Linked DNA regions of Homo sapiens: region 2 is linked to region 1. Evidence: chromatin loops called from intact Hi-C (ENCODE). Cell type or tissue: PC-3. All regions are shown on one strand. Links, peaks and the distances in the headings refer to the core of each region. The heading gives the core; the rest is flanking DNA. Region 1 overlaps ACADL (acyl-CoA dehydrogenase long chain). Region 2 overlaps MAP2 (microtubule associated protein 2).

Region 1 (8,348 bases), core at 197-8,196:
AAAAAAACAAAATAAAAAAGCAGAGAAAACACCTCTTATCTATGAAACCAACCCTCAGCAACATATATATAAACTAATGTAGTTTAGTCTGGGGGATATAAGAAACACAATTAGAAGATTTTTCTTTTTTTATCAAATCAAAATCTATACATTACATCCACATATTGCCAATGTGTCTATGTGGCTTTTTTGTTGTTGTTGTTGTTGTTTGTTTTTTTTTTTTTGAGACAGTCTCACTCTGTCGCCCAGGCTGGAGTGCAGTGGCGCAATCTCGACTCACTGCAACCTCCGCCTCTCGGGTTAGAGCGATTCTCATGCCTCTGGAGTAGCTGGGACTACAGGCACCTGCAACCACGCCTAGCTAATTTTTTTGTATTTTTAGTAGAAATGGTGTTTCGCCATTTTGCCCAGGCTGGTCTTGAACTCTTGACCTCAGGTGATCCACCCGCTTTGGCATCCCAAAGTGCTGGGATTACAGGAGTGAGCCACCGCACGTGGCCTCAGTGGCTTTTTTGATATTAGGCGATATATGGGAAGAGAAATAGCAGTCTAGTTTAAAAATTGATACAATCTTTGAACTAACAAACTGGCCAAGAAAGGTGATTATTGTTTCTTAAAGAGAATATAAGTCTCTCAAACTGAAACCAGAGATTTCAAATAAGCCATCAATCTACATTGTTTGCTTGGTACCAACTTGAAGGAGTTGACTCCGAGAAAACAGAGACCAAGGCTTATGCCACGCTCTAATCTTAAGCCATTTAGATGATTGCCTTCTCCCCACCTAATAGGCCTTTCTTAAATGTGAACTAAACCACACAAACATTGAGCCACTACATAGCTTCTGTTCTTAATGTAATTTTAGTAAAATATTTTTTCTAAGGACTATAAGCATATTAAATGTTTCCAATTATACTTACCAAAAAGATAAATTTGAAATCATTAGGCTGCCAGTTTGAATGTAGGTTTCATAATTTTTCCCTTTAGATACTTTATATTAAGATAATCTTAAAACATTTTTAGAAGCCTATAGCATTCTTACTCTCAGATTCAGAACAAACTGAACTTTTCTGTATAAATAAAAAATTTCCTTGGGAAAATTTTCTAAACCAAAATCATTGCTAAATAATCAGAAAAATATATTTTCTAGGGTGATGAGGAAAAAAAGCTATGGGGAGACTTCTGAGGCAAAAGACTGTTAGGAGAAAAGGAAATTCTGGAGATTGAGGAAGAAATATGAATGGGGACACTGCCTATTTACAAATTAGTACTGCTTCAAACTGATAAGAATATTCATATATGATAAAAAGATATATTTGATTTCTTTCAATTTGAAGGAAATAAATCTATTTAGAAAGAAGATTTTTAATTTTTTTAGAACAAAACAAATAATCAGATATTTAAGATATGTGACAACTTAGATCCTTTTCATATGCCAGTTAATTTTTCTGTATTGCTTTTTTTTTTTTTTGGTTTTAAAAAAAAAGTAGTATTTGGCCGGATGCAGTGGCTCACGCCTGTAATCCCAGTACTTTGGGATGCCAAGGCAGGCAGATCACTTGAGGCCAGGGGTTTGAGACCAGCCTGGCCAACATGGCAAAACCACACCTCTACTAAAAATACAAAAAAATTAGCCAGGTGTCATGGCACGCACCTGTTAATTCCAGCTACTCTGGAGACTGAGGCACAAGAATTATTTGAACCTGGAAGGTGGAGGTTGCAGTGAACCCAGATCATGCCACTGTACTCCAACCTGGGTGACAGAGCGAGACTGTCTCAAAATAAAATAAAAAATAAAAAAATTAAAAAATTTTTGAAAATACTATTTGTCCTTCTACATAAGGATTCAAATAAAGCCAAGGATCAAGCTTTTGTTTATTGGTCTCTTTACTTTATTTAAGAAAAATAAAATCCTAGTAGGGAGTTGATAAAAAAAAAGCTGTTTCCATTTGCTTGAATACATTTTGTCTGTATTCAGCTGAAAAATTCAAAAGATTGCACACCTCCTTTCCCTCTACATTTGATGTACAAAGTAAAGAAATTTTCCTTTTTCTTCACATCATAAAGAAGAGTGTATCAGAAAACTATACTTACTTTGCAATTGGGTACTCCCACATGTATCCCCAACCTCCATGGAGCTGTACACAGTCGTAAGCTACACTATTTTGTAACTCAGATGCCCTAAATGACCAAAATAAAAGGCAGAAAAGAAATGTTTGAAATGGATTTTCATGAGGTGCTTCAAAACCAGAAAACTAATTATTTACAATTGTTTAAATGTGCACATTTATTAAGCAATTAGAACGGCATATTAGCTAAGCAAAGAAGATAAAAATTACATATGAAATATATTTCAAGAGAATTTTCATATAAGAGTACCTTTTTCATTAATTATATTTCTTGCTAGGTTTTTGTTAGGCTAGAAACAAAAGGTAGAAAACTCAGATGATTAGATTTTGGCTATTTGAGGCTAGAAAAACATGCAGTAAAGACTTGAATATGTTCTAATTTATTTGGATTCTCTATATGATCTAAATTACTCAGCCACCTAGTTCTTTTTGCCCTTGTAATATGCATTTTTTCTCCAATGATGTCACTTTCTACTTGAAGATCACGATTCTGAATTTCAGTATAAAAAAGCAATTTTTTAGGGTTCTGACTTTTCAGAAATAAATTGAAGATAAAAGTGAAAACCTAAGAGGGCAGACTAACAAAGTATATGCTATCATATAGGAAACATTAGAAAATTATATAGAGATTATTATTCCTGAAGTGTATGTATTAGTATTATATATAATGTTTGTATACATAAACATGCAGTGCTTGAGAAAAATTCTTTTCTGATAATATCACAATTCTATCATTAAAATTCATGATAGAGATTTTATTCACCTTAACATAAAAATACATTAGTTCAAAATTCTTTTCTACTTATTTTTCTTTTCTTTCTTTCTTTTTGTTTGTGAGTCTGTTTTAGTGATGGAGTCTCACCCACTCTAGGGCCTAGGTTGGGATACAGTGGCACAATCATAGCTCATTACAGTCTTGAACTCCAGGGCTCAAAGGATCCTCTCACCTCAGCTTCTCAAGTAGGAGTTACTACAGTGGCAAGCTACAGCACCCCACTACTTATTTTTCAATAGTGGGAAGCATAAAGCAAAAATAAGGGTAGATACTTCTTTTTATTTAAAATAATTTAAAACTCAGACCATACGACAGGTGAGGATATTTCTAAGCAATATATTAACAATATAATTATTAATAGACAAGACTTTGGGGACAATAATATTTGGATTTCTCTAATTTTTTATATTTGGCAAGTATTTTAGTGAAATATTTACTGGGCTATAACTAGTTGCCTCCTGTGTTTCAGTGTGAAATATGAGCATGTGTATAAACCTGAGGTTTTCAAATAACAAGGTCAATGGCTATCCAAACTTCTCTTTTTCCAAAAATATGTAAATTTTTTTTACACTTTTTGCCACTAGTCAAAGAACTTCTTGTAAATGTAAATATAAAAAGTCTCCTCAAAAGTGCAAGTTTCTGAAAAGTAATTCCACATTATTTTTCAACCTGGCAATTTTGTTATTATGGGATCATTATATAAAGCACAAAATATTTCCCCTGTTCTACCTGTGATTGAACTGAACACAAGTTAATGAATAATGACAGGAATTTATTCTAAGTTACTCTTGGGCTAATGATATGGGAGAATGTTTGTTTTTAAAAAGAGGAAACCAAATCTACTTCCAGAATCTGATTTAGACTGTATATTCTAAAATCTTAAAATATACAAAAGTCTGACATACAGGGATGTTTTTTCATTCAACTCATCTTTAACACCATTGCTAATAATCTTTAATTCAAATCGAAGTCTTTCTAAACTTAATAGGATTTTTATTCTCCTTTCACTTAATAGAGCCTGTGAAACTTTGATTGGACAGCCAGTTCTTCCTGAATTTTTTCTTAAAATTGGAAAGCACCTTAAATAGAAAAATCCTGTCCAACTTAGTCATTTCACAGATAACAAAAACATTTTCCTGGATGGAATTAAGTTTAATTATAGTTATTTAATAAAAGAATTTGGACTCTATCTCAAGACTCCTAAGTTTTACTGTTCCCTTTCAGCCTCACTATACTGCCACTCTTCAGATAATTTGAAATTAAACTATTACTTGAATGAATGAATCAGTCATCCTATCAATATCACTCTTCATTTTCCCACTCTTAATATTTTATTTTCAATAGCAAGTTAAGAATTAAATACTAACTTTGCTTGCCTATTAGGATAAAAAAATTAAATACCAACTTGAAACATTTTTAGCACATTATACATATGCTTAATGGAACTTTTTAGCATTTTTTTTTAAAGTGGAGTCTCACTTTTATTTTTCATTTCACAGATTTCTTCCTTTAAGACCCTCAAGGCTGAGCTTAAAATTGGCAGAATTCCATATCAGTCTGAGCACACACCGCACTCTAATTACTGTAGCATGCATACCAATATTTCGCCATGCAAGCAGTGGCGGAGTCCAAACGTTTCGCTTCATGCAGCTGGAGACAGTTGTCCACAAATGCTCGGGTTACACATATATGTGTTTTTAATTCTGCTAATTTATGTTGCACTGTCTTGAATTTAAAGGAAATAAAAGAAAAAAGTGAGCATGGTAGAAATATAAACTTCAACCCACTTAACATATCAGAAATTATACAATAAAAGATCTTTAGGGCAAACAAAAGTGGAATTGTTGGTTTTTTCCTCCATAAAAATGGCATTTGTTACCAAATCAGCTTAAATTTAAAACTCACTATATTTCAGTGCTAAGGAAATTTGTACTAAAAGATGCAAAAATAGTTTAAAACATAAACAATGTCTTGTTTCAGATTGTAAAATTTAGACGAGGCAAAATTCTTGAAAAACAGCATGACTTTAATGTGTGAGCACCATCTTGTGGTACAGTTATTTAGGTACAGCCGTTGAAAACACCTGTTGCTTTTTCCTCCAGAGATTAAATCCTTGAAGATTTTTTTCTTTATTAATGAAATTAAGTATACAGATTTTGCTACTCTGCTTCTAACATCTGGAGGGACAAGGGGTTTCTATATATGTTCATAAACATCAAAATATAAGGTATTATTTAATATTGCACAGTATTTAATCTAGATCTGTAGAAAGCAATAGAATAAAATCAGAGTACTAAAGAGATCAAAATCCAGTACCCTCATCCTCTTTCATCCCTTCACATTATCCCTTCTGATATGGTTTGGCTCTGTCCCTACCCAAATCTTATCTTGAATTGTAGCTCCCATAATCCCCACATGTTGTGGGAGGGACGTGGTGGGAGATAATTGAATCATGGGGGTGGGTTTGTCCCATGATGTTCTTGTGATAGTGAGTAAGTCTCATGAGATCTGATGGTTTTATAAAGAGTGGTTCCCCTGCACACGCTGTTTTGCCTGCTACCATGTAAGATGTGCTGTTGTTCCTCCTTCACCTTCCGCCATGATTATGAGGCCTCCCCAGCCATGTGGAACTGTGAGTCCATTAAACCTCTTTTTTTTTTTTTAATAAATTACCCAGTCTCAGGTATTTCTTCATAGCAGTATGAAAATGGATGAATACACCTCCCGTACCTCTCAATAGCTTGTTTAGCAGTCTCTAGCTTGGACTGAATGGTCTGGGATTATCAATGTTAATATAGCTATGTACCTACCTCCTCCTACTGGCCATGGACAACCCATTAGCATTTTTGGAAATCATTCTATTTAGACCATTCTCAATTGTTGCTGACTGTCCTTGCTTCAATCAAGCTTTATTTCATTCCTGACTCTAGGCTCTCACACTCTGAACTTGGAGTGTATATCTGTTCTCTTTGGCACTGACTCTTGAGCCTCCCTCAGGAAATTGGCTTGAACTTGAAATACTGGGTTCCCACTTTGGGTAGCTCCAAAAGTATACTCCATTCTAGTTGATTTCTTAGGTCCAAGGCCCAGATATGGTCAGCTGGCCTATCTTCTTTGTGAAAATTCAGATAGAAACAGTTCTGATCATTCTGCTGTGAAATGAGTAAGAACTTCACTGTGGCTAATAGCATATACATGGAAAGTTACAGGCAAAGGTGGTGCAGTGAAACTCAAACTAGAAATTAAACACATCCCACCTAGGTACTACCAAGTCCAAAGCCACAGCTGTGTTCTCAAAGGAGGGTGGTGGGACACATTCTCAGAAGATACATGGTCTGCTTTTAATGCTGGCTACAGCAATTCTCAAGTTATAAAACTGATTCTTTCACTGTCATTGTTGGTTGGGACAGTTTTGATACTTACCATTTCTGGAAAAGAGTAGAATGGGAGTGTAAAAAGACCCAGGACCAAGCAAGACCAGGGTGTATCAGGTGGAGTAAAGCTCTGAGGGGCAGATTCCTTACAGGTATATCAACATAACTACTGTGCTGATGAAAACTCCAACTGACTGTCTTTCCCCTGGTTTTATTTCACCCTGTTCTAGAAACAGAGAATGTAACTGGCATCGAATGATTCCAAAACTAAGCAATGAGAAGGTTGGCACCCCACTCCTTCCATCTCTGTATTCTGGCCTCTAGTTCTGAACATGCTGGGTCACATCAAAACTTTCTTCCCCGCTTATTGTTTCCCTTAATTTTTTCTATCTCCATTTCTATTCATCATATATTTAATTAGGTCAAATATCTACCCTTTAATCAGCACAAAGTTTCCCACTCCCAACCCACACATTGAAGTTTACTCTTAGACAATATAAAGATGGAACAAAAAAAGAAAAAAATAGGCAAATAATCTATATATCGAAAACAGATGAGTATTCCATGAAAATCCCTGAAGATGGTTTCTAAGCCTACTCCTAGTTTAGTTCAATGACACTATGTATGACACTTTATTTGGAAAATAAGGGTGGATCCAACAAGTCTCAAGATATTTTTTTGCCTACATGATGCCACATTTGGGAATTTATGCACTGTCTTTACAATATGAAAGAGTAAAGATATCTAAGCCTGATTCTCTCATACAAGAGTCATTCCTTTGTAAATGCTGGAAACTTCTAGAAGCTGAAGTAAAACTTCAAACCAGAATGGAATGATTTAGAATTCTTGCATCAGTGCATTCAGTGAAGTCCAGAGGTCTGAGAGAATAATGTCTCCAAGAGTACATAATTTACTCTCTGAGGATAAAAAGATTAAATATTTACATATTCTTGCCATTGGGTTGAGCGTTACTAAACAGATTTGGTCTTTGCTTTTCACTGCAGACACTGCATTATGCTTTCTGAAATCATCCTCTAATCAAAGGCAACTAAAAATTAGACCACACATTACTAGTCAAGTGCTCTTAGTGAATGATCGACAAGGTCATAGCAGTATTTTTAAGTCATTTATATTTGTTAATAAATAATACTGCAGCTAGCATTAAAAATTATTCTGAAGTTACTAAGTGGGCTGGATGGAGTCTTTTTCAGAGTTCTGAATGACAGAATTCTTAGAATTATGGAAATGGAGAACACCTTGGAGAGGTTATCTAGCCCAGTATTCATTTAAACAACAGCATCAGTTGCTCTCACATATTATGGTTAAAATATAAAATGAAACACACTAGGTTTGCTATTTGATAGTTAATTAGTCCCATGCTCAAGGTCTTAAAAACTGGATATTCCCATTTTAGACACATGTCAAGAAGAAGTATTATTTTTTTCCTCTCTATTCCTCTCCCTAATTCTTTATGCCCTTAGAATTAAGAACACATACCACACAGGAAATGACTAACCAAGAGCTCTCATTAGATTAGAAAAAACATTCCATTTTCACTTCGTTGCCCACTGAGTGAAGGAAATAGGAAAAGAAAAAAGGCCCATCTGCTTTGCACTTCTGGGCAGTAATAACAGTATATAGGTAAAGAGTGTAGGTTCTGGAATTAGAATATATGTGTAATTTGGGGCAAGTTACTTAACCTCTCTATACCTTAATTTCCTTAACTGTAAAATAAAAATAATTAAAATACTTATATAGATTTGTGAAGAAAAAGAATGAGACCATTCACTTAGCAGTGTCTGGCAGATAGGGAGCAGTCAAGCAATAATATCCATTATTATTTAACATCTGGATTTTACTGTTTTATTGTCTATTCCGCAAAAAACCATAAGATCGACATAAACTATGGAGAGCATAGATTTTAAAAATCCTAATAATTATTGCTACATCCATACGTAGGTTTCTATTCTAAAAAGAAAATAAATTTTGTGACATGCATTTCAACTGGTCAGAAAGCCCCAAAATGTCCAAAATTCAAGGATAACAAAGAGAATGGAAACTGAATAGTTATAT
Region 2 (8,348 bases), core at 164-8,163, 620 kb before region 1:
GGCAAGATCCTGTTCTTTTTTAGAGCTGCATAGTATAGATACACACACACACACACACACACACACACAGACACAGAGATTATGGTTTCTTTATCCATTCATCCATCTACAGACACTTAGATTGTTTACATATCTTAGCTATTGTGAATAATGCTGCAATAAACATGGGAGTCATTTTGTACAACTCACGCTACCCAATCCCGCATCCATGTATAGCTTCTCTAGGTATTAGGTTGAACCATTTGAAATTGGCATTTTGTAGGTAAAAAGTAATATAATTTTATCATTTTGTATATCTAAGACTAATGTGCTGATTATGACACTTTTTGTCTTTTTTGACCAAAATATATTTTTGTGTGGACCAACTTTGTTGGAAGAGAAAATGTCATCTATAGTAAATAAGGCAAAACAGTGTTCAGTGATTTTGGATATCATGATAATTTGTAAAATACTTACACATCTGCCTATTTGATTTAGAATAACAAACTCAAGAATACTAGGGGAAAGCATAAGTATTATTTCTATTATAAATTTTTGAAAGTACAAATTTTAGTAAGTGTAGTCATATCTCTACAAAGGTCATTCCAAAATATTTTGGCCATGAGGCAGCATTAATTTGTCAAATTTTATTTTAAAAATCTAAAAATTATAATTTAGCACATTTTAATACCAAGAGAAGGCATGATTTATCAAACAAACTCTTTCTGAGCATTTAAAAGCTGATAGCCCCATGCTAGGTACTTTGCAGAATTCAAAGAGAGTAGGAGACAAGTCTCTATTTAAAATAAATTTACATCCTATAATAGAAATTATAAAACATATTGATTACAAAATATATGGCAAGGAAGGCCGGGTGCGCTGGCTCATGCATGTAATCCCAGCACTTTGGGAGGCCAAGGCGGGCGGATCACGAGGTCAGAAGATCGAGACCATCCTGGCTAACACAGTGAAACCCCGTCTCTACTAAAAATTCAGAAAACTAGCCGGGCGTGATGGCGGGTGCCTGTAGTCCCAGCTACTCGGGAGGCTGAGGCAGGAGAATGGCGTGAACCCGGGAGGTGGAGCTTGCAGTGAGCCGAGATCGCGCCACTGCACTCCAGCCTGGGCAACAGTGAGACTCCATCTCAAAAAAAAAAAAAAAAAAAAAAAAAATACATATATATGTGGCAAGGAGTCGCTTACAAATAAAAGGCAATATTTTTAAGAAAGACTGAATATATAGAATAGGGAAGACAATATGGAATACAAAAACTTCTCTTGTGTTTAGACATTCCAATTCATCCACTAGTGTGATTTTTCATATTCAGTCATTTAAAAAACATGTTTGAGTGCCAGTACGCTCCAGGCACTGTTTTAGGTGCTTTGGATACCAGTGTCCCAAACATGTAAAAATGACTGCCCTCGTGGAACTAGCGGGGTGAAGTTAGAAGTAAATAAGAAAAGTTTATGCTATGATAAGTGCTATGGAAAAAAGTAAAATGCAGCAGGGAATGAAAAGCCATGGAAAGGGCATGGTTGCAACTTTCATTATGGTAGTTAGGAAAGCCCTGGTTGGAAGATGATCTATGAGCAAAGGCTTTAAGGAGGTAAGGAAGATAAGTCTCCATTATTCATTCCTGGAGAGTTTAGGTAGTCATACACAAATACGCAGACCAATATATTTAGGGAATGAAATCAAAGTTATTTCAGAAGAGGCACAGGGGTGAATTAACTAAATTTGGGAGTATAGCTAAATCAGATTCTTAAAGATCAGGCATCTACAATGAAGCAGATATGACAGAGGGGTGGAGTCATAGTATCTCATCAAAGTGAGAAAAGGAAGTGTGAAGTTAGGTTTCTGCTAATTTATTTATTTATTTATTATTTTGAGAGACGAAGTCTTGCTCTGTCGCCCAGGCTGGAGTGCAGTGGTGCGATCTCGGCTCACTGCAACCTCCACCTCTTGGGTTCAAGAGATTCTCCTGCCTCAGCTTCCCAAGTAGCTGGGACTACAGGCATGCACCACCACACCCAGCTAATTTTTGTATTTTTTTTTTTAGTAGAGATGGGGTTTCACTATGGCCAGGCTGGTTTCAAACTCCTGACCTCAGGTGATCCACCCACCTCAGCCTCCCAAAGTGCTGAGATTACAGGCATGAACCACCATGCCTGGCCTTCTGTTAACTAATTTATTAAATGAAGTGTCTTGAAAAGGAAATCCTGTTTCCCACTTTTTTTCCATTCCCAGAACCTGTAAAGAGTCTGAAAAATATGTATGTGTGCCATCACAATTGATTGAATGGATGAATGGTGGTAATCCAAGGTCTAAAATACTGTCAGACAGAAGAAGGGTAAGGCAAGCATCAGTTTAGGCTTTTGGGCATAAATATGAAAAATCTAAAAATTCACAGAAGTATCTCAATTGTCGGTTGTCTTGTATTCTTAGAATATGACATACCTAAGGGCAGTAATTATGTTTCACATATGGTACTTACTCCATGTTGGAAACAATTGGGAAAAAAAGAAAAGAAAAAGAGTGTACCAACTCATTCTCATGTACTGAACTAGGTATCCCTAAATATTAAATGACCTCCAGAGAGTATTAAATGTTTTTGGAAGCTGTGCTATTTTTTTAGACTGACCAGGACCCTGTTATGTGCTTTCATGATAGAATATGATTCATGTTCCCAGACATAAGTCTTAGGCATCATTTTTTATGTTCAGAAGTGAACAGAAGACAATACATTAAAATAAAGCATTCACTTTGAAAAATCACCTCATTATCCAAAATCACTGAAGAAAAATAGACATTTAACAGGGAGATTATATTTAAAGGGGCATTTTTTTTTTTGCGGGTCGGGGGAAGAATTCTAACCAGTATGTAGGATTCACTAAAACCTGAAATCTCTTGTGATTATTACCTGTGGTAGTCATACATTTTCAAAATGTGATTTATTCATTTTATAGCTACATACTGGGGAGAGAGGATGATGATGGTGGCAGCAACTGTCTTTTAGACATCAAAAAAAGCAGTATGACCCTATCTATAGATGAGTTAATCCAAAAGCATTGAATCATATAAACTGAATATTGAAAGAACAGTTTGGAAAGAAAATAAAAACAGTAAAATATGAAGGTCAAAATTCTAGCCACATTTACTGAGTAGTTTAGAAAGATTTTAAGAAATTTTGCGCCCTCCAGTGGTTGTTTTGGAATGAATTATTATCATTATTATTGTAATTTTTAATTTTACCTGGGCTTTCCATTTTCCAGCTTCATTGTTTTTGGTAACCCAGGAAAGTTTAACTTGTCTATACCTAGAAGGTGCCTTGGGAGACCGACTCAATTTGATTACCCAGTTTTATGCTTGCAGAAATAATGAGGCCAGTAATGATAAGAGTGCCTAGTATGTAATGATGAAGTTCAGGCTCAACAAGATAGGTTCACAAAAGGGCAATCATGCTTGATTTATCTGATTGCCAGACTGGAAATGAAAGAAAAGCAGTGACATAATTACCCCAGATTCCTCAGACCTCAAATACAATCCAGCACAGATATTTGCAAAAGTCTTCAGAATGATTGCAATGCATTTTAAAGAGGGACATACATCACTGCTGTAGCAAATACAAGAAGGTTTAAAAAATCAAAGACAAAGGATGTTTCTGGAATCTGTATTGCTTGCAAACAGAACAAAAGAGAGCAGGGAAAGAAAGTCACTTGGTGAGAGAAGAAAGGCAGAGGATTGAATCAGGAAACGCTGCGGGTGCCTGGGTTTTGTGACCTTGGTCATATTCTTTGGGCCTCAGCTTTCTCACCTATGAAACAAAGGATGTGGACTAGGCTAAGTGGTTCCATGAAGCCAGTATTTGGATAGAGGCAAGGGGTAGCAGAATTGATCTCATACAAAAGAACTGTAGTTTGAATATTTATGAAAGCAAAATTAGCTAGTGATTAAAAAATGGGGCAGAAAGGTGGCTCAAGGAGAATGCAAATTTATCTTAATTCAAAATACAGTATAAAACTGATGGAGGCGATTCTTTCAAGAAGGAAAAAAAAAAAAAGAAACATATCATCTGTCTCTCAATTTCCTTCCCTGTAGTCTCATTCTCTCTTCTCTGCCATCATATTTTTTTTTTCTTGACTTTCTGTTTCCAGTAACCATGGTGATGCTTCTTCCCAGCAACCTTCTTCACAGCTGGCCTTTTTGGTTCTCATCGAATTTTGCTCCATTCACTGGTTCAGGTTGCTAACAATGCTGTAAAAATTAACTTATTTATTGACATTTTTCTCCTTCCCTTTTCCCCAGGAAATAAATGCAGGAAATTATTCCACACTTAACCTCCCTACACAAGGGCACTGTAAAATAGGGATATTCAACTGCTAATTTCAGTTGCTAACATGGAGGGGATACAGATTATGCCAAAGATTGAATTCTCTGCCTGGGCCCTCAGGGACTGAAAAGCCCCAGGACCAAGCTGGTTGCCACCTCCTTTTGCTTTTGTATGTAAATAGATTGCCCCCAGAAATCACATATCGGCCCTGGTTTTCTAATTCTCTGTTTTTTTTTTTTCTTTTTCTCTTGTAAGGAAAACATGGCCAAGTGCATAATTATAACTGTTAAAAGGGTATTGAATTTTCTGTAGGAAAATATACATAAATATATGCATTTCTTTAATGAAGATATTTATTTTGGAATATAAATAAGCAATATGCGATAGTTAAAAATATTGTAATTATCTGCCAATGACAAAACATCAACAAATCTCTGATGTCCTTAATGCAGATAATAAAAATTCCCATAAACTAGTATTTAGTCATGTCCAGTTTGTGTAGCTTAACTTGTTTGTAATCCTATATGCCTGAAAACTGTTTCTCTATTTAAGCGGTGTGTGTGTGTGCGTGCGTGCGTGCGTGTGTGTGTGTGTGTCTGGCATTAACACAAAGGAGACCAGATGATGACATTCATAGGCTGATAGACTCGACTCCTGGGGACACACTTGGATGGAGGCAATTAAAATGCCTGTCAGGCATTTGGTACCAGAAGCCCCTATGGCAAACCGCTAAATCGTAAGTGAGGGCTGCATCCTATTGTCAGTGAATGATGGCGGAGCTGAGTGGCTTGTCATCATTCTCGAAAATTCTGAGACTAGTGAGCTCTCTCCCTCTCTCCCACTCGCCTTATTTTCCTGTTCGCCACTGCGGGGACTTCTAATTTGCAGCTTCCCTTTCCCCGGCACACACAGACACGAGCTGGTGGCTTGCAGACTGCGTCTGTCTGGAGCTAGAGAGCCAGAGAGCCAGCCTGTGGGGATAATGCTCCCGGAGAAGGATTCTGCAGCAGTTCTCAAAGGCTAGACTTGAGTGGTATTGCTGCATATGCGCTGGTAATGGTTTGGGGCTTTTAATTTTATTTCGTTTCATTTTCAATTCGTTTTTCATAGGATGTGCTTTATGTAATCTCAGAGTAAAGATCTTTTAAAATTCATTATTGAGCTTCCTAAATATTCAAGTACTGCATTTTTTTTGTGCTACAGACCTCCAGGCATAGATTTATTATTTGAGTATAAAGAATGCATTTGCTTACTGGTGAGTTATAATTTTTGATATTTAGTTAACAAATCCATATATATATATATATATGTTTCTTTTGTTTTGTTTCGGTAGATTCTTCAGCTTGTCTCTAACCGAGGAAGCATTGATTGGGAGCTACTCATTCAGAAAATTAAAAGGTACCACATGTTTTGTTTGGATGTTTTAATGAGGGAAAATCAGGGGAGAATTGGAATGTTTTTATTTAAATTAATTTATCTATGATTGGTCTTTTATCCTTAAGCTTAAGTTGATCATTGTCTATTGCATATACCATTTTCTATGCAGATACTTCTATTATCTAAGGTTGTTTTGATTAGAGGATGACTAAAGAATTGTGTCTTTTGCCTATGTTGCAAGTTATTAACAAATATCAACATGTTTGGCTTATTTGGAGATTTTATCATTGTAATGTTTTTTTTAAAGTCCAAAATTCTCCATCTAAATGAAAATTCATTAATTTGAATTTAAGAGAAATATGCTAAGTAATGATTTTATCTGAACAAATCCTGCTAAGTGATTTATTAAAATGGTTAAATGAAATGCCTTGCCCTTCCCAGGTAGAATGGGTGCTAGAGACGAAAGCCCAGGAATGACTCAGTATTGTTGGCTTTACAAATAAAATATTGTAACTTCTTTATTGACATTTCAGTCTTTAAAATGGACATATTTAAAGGCCGAGGTTGTTAGTTCTTAAAAGAAGTTATTTTACATTTGCTTTATTTGGAATTGACAGCATAAGAAAGTAATCCTTCATCTTGCCATGAATGCACTTGAATCCACTTGATCCTGGGCCTCATGCCTTACATGAAAAACATTAATTTTGAAATTCAGCATCAGGATATATATTGATTTGAGATGGCAATTATGGATATTACCTTTTCTTTAAGACCGTCTTTAACTTTAATACCTGTTAATATCAATAAAACCTATATTTGTAATTTGCCTTTAAAAAATGGAAGACATTTTCTGCCCTGCTGAGAAGAAAATCAGTAATACCTTTTAAGCCTTTCCTTGGGATCTATGTATAATATTTCCTCTCAAGACTGTCAGTCCGAAGCATTTTACACAATAAATTTAATTTTTGAAAAATATACCTGAAAATAATGTCCAACTACTGACACTGAAATATTATAAGTATGTGAGTGTACACCTGTGAGTGTGAATATTTGTAGCAGGTGAAGGAGAGTAATACATTGTCCTTTGTTAATATCTGCAATGTATAATCATGAGAACCTTAATTTATTCATTCCACAAGCACTTCTTAAGAGCCTTGCTGCTGTGGGTAATTATTGTGAGAGAGAGAGGGAAGGGGTAGATGACACTGTCCTCAGCCTTCTAGAGTGTAGGCAGCATCACATAAAGATTTTTGAACAGGAGAATGAATTCGTTAAAATAAATTAGTGTGGTCTGAGAAAGGAAATTGCATTATTTCAGATATTGAACAAAAGCTAATACTAGTCTTGAGACACATAAAATTATATTGCACTTCTTCTTCAGAAATTACTCAGTGGAATCGTGTATGAAATCCCCCAAACAGGATTATTTCACCTAGATATTGTAAAACTCTTGAGACCATTCTCTCTTTTTAGATTTCACTCAAAGTAAGTGAAAATATTTATGTTTGGTGGAAAAAAAATCTATTTGGTATTTGCCCATCTGATTAAATCCAGAGAGCATATATTTCACATGAAGATCTATTTCCTAATCTTCAGACTCATTCAGCAACTCATTATATTAATTTTGAACTTTAGGATATGTGTATGAATTGGAAAAGGGTGAAATTATTTAACTGCTAAAAAATGACTCCAATGCGTTGTCAATAGGAACTAATAAGTTCTGTTATGATTTGTCTGGATATTGGAGAAGGGGCATACAATCTCACCAACAGGCCTCTGGCATCTAAATTTTGGAGGACCAGTTAAAAATTCATCTAGCGGTATGCTGACAAAATGCATATAATAAAAAATGAGTTTATTAAAATAGTAGGTTGGGTGATTAAAGCAGAACAGAATTTGACTACTAGAGTCAAATTCTGGGACCTATATCATGGTTTTTCTAGTCAATATTGTGGTGAGTTAATTCCTTTACTGATTTCACTCATTTTTTTCACTTACATTTTTAACACATAGTATAGTGCCTGGGTCACAGTAGGAATTCAATAAATATTTATTTAATTATTTCACAAATAAATGAATTTGTCAGCATTTTCCCCTATTACTTTTTTGTTCTTGCCTTTCTTAAAATTATACACTGTGAAACAGACATCTGGTCATTTTTTTTTTAGTTACCCAAAATATTCATTACATGTTTCTAATAAATAATAATTAGATCATTACACTGGATATAAAAGTGACAAACCATGTATAGAAATTTCTTTAGGCTGTACGGAATAGGATTTTTCTGGTTTTAGATTAAAACGGAAAGAATTCTTGAAATGTCCCCTTTCACTTTCATCAGCTGGGGGAAATATGCCAAACTGCAGCCTGAGCTTTGCTTATGGACGCTTCCTAAATACTACTCCCAGGCTTGACATTGTTTATTGCTTTTCATGTCTTTGGCCAAGATTTTGCTGCAGCAAAGGGGAGGAGGCCTTTCCCCCCATCCCCTTTCTATAAATGTAATATGAGAAATGATGTCATACTTACCAGTCCATAATGAGCAACAAAGCATTTAAGGATAGATAGATAGATAGATGATAGATAGATAGATAGATAGATAGATAGATAGATAGATAGATAGAATATTTTCTGTATATTTAAGGAATCTATCAAGAAACT

What was found. Peaks named below come from ENCODE experiments on the same cell type or tissue, not always from the same donor. Only the 100,000 strongest peaks of a DNase experiment are listed, where the experiment ranks them.
Region 2: a loop joins it to region 1, with 4 times the contacts of the local background. A loop is called at or near these places in 6 of 110 quality-filtered maps.

What each region holds. Positions count from the first base shown.
Region 1 is chr2:210,190,713-210,199,060 of GRCh38, forward strand. It overlaps ACADL (acyl-CoA dehydrogenase long chain), which reads right to left. Exons shown (of 11, transcript NM_001608.4): 9 at 4,499-4,626; 10 at 2,092-2,178. Among named protein-coding and RNA genes, the nearest start is that of KANSL1L, 23 kb to the left of the region's middle. In PC-3, for the core only: a CTCF peak has its summit at 4,944 (motif pointing left); no DNase peak of the experiment used is centred there; H3K27me3 peaks cover 925 bases.
Region 2 is chr2:209,574,393-209,582,740 of GRCh38, forward strand. It overlaps MAP2 (microtubule associated protein 2), which reads left to right. Exons shown (of 16, transcript NM_001375505.1): 3 at 5,644-5,708. Among named protein-coding and RNA genes, the nearest start is that of MAP2, 150 kb to the left of the region's middle. In PC-3, for the core only: CTCF peaks have their summits at 3,186 (motif pointing left) and 3,387; no DNase peak of the experiment used is centred there; H3K4me3 peaks cover 730 bases.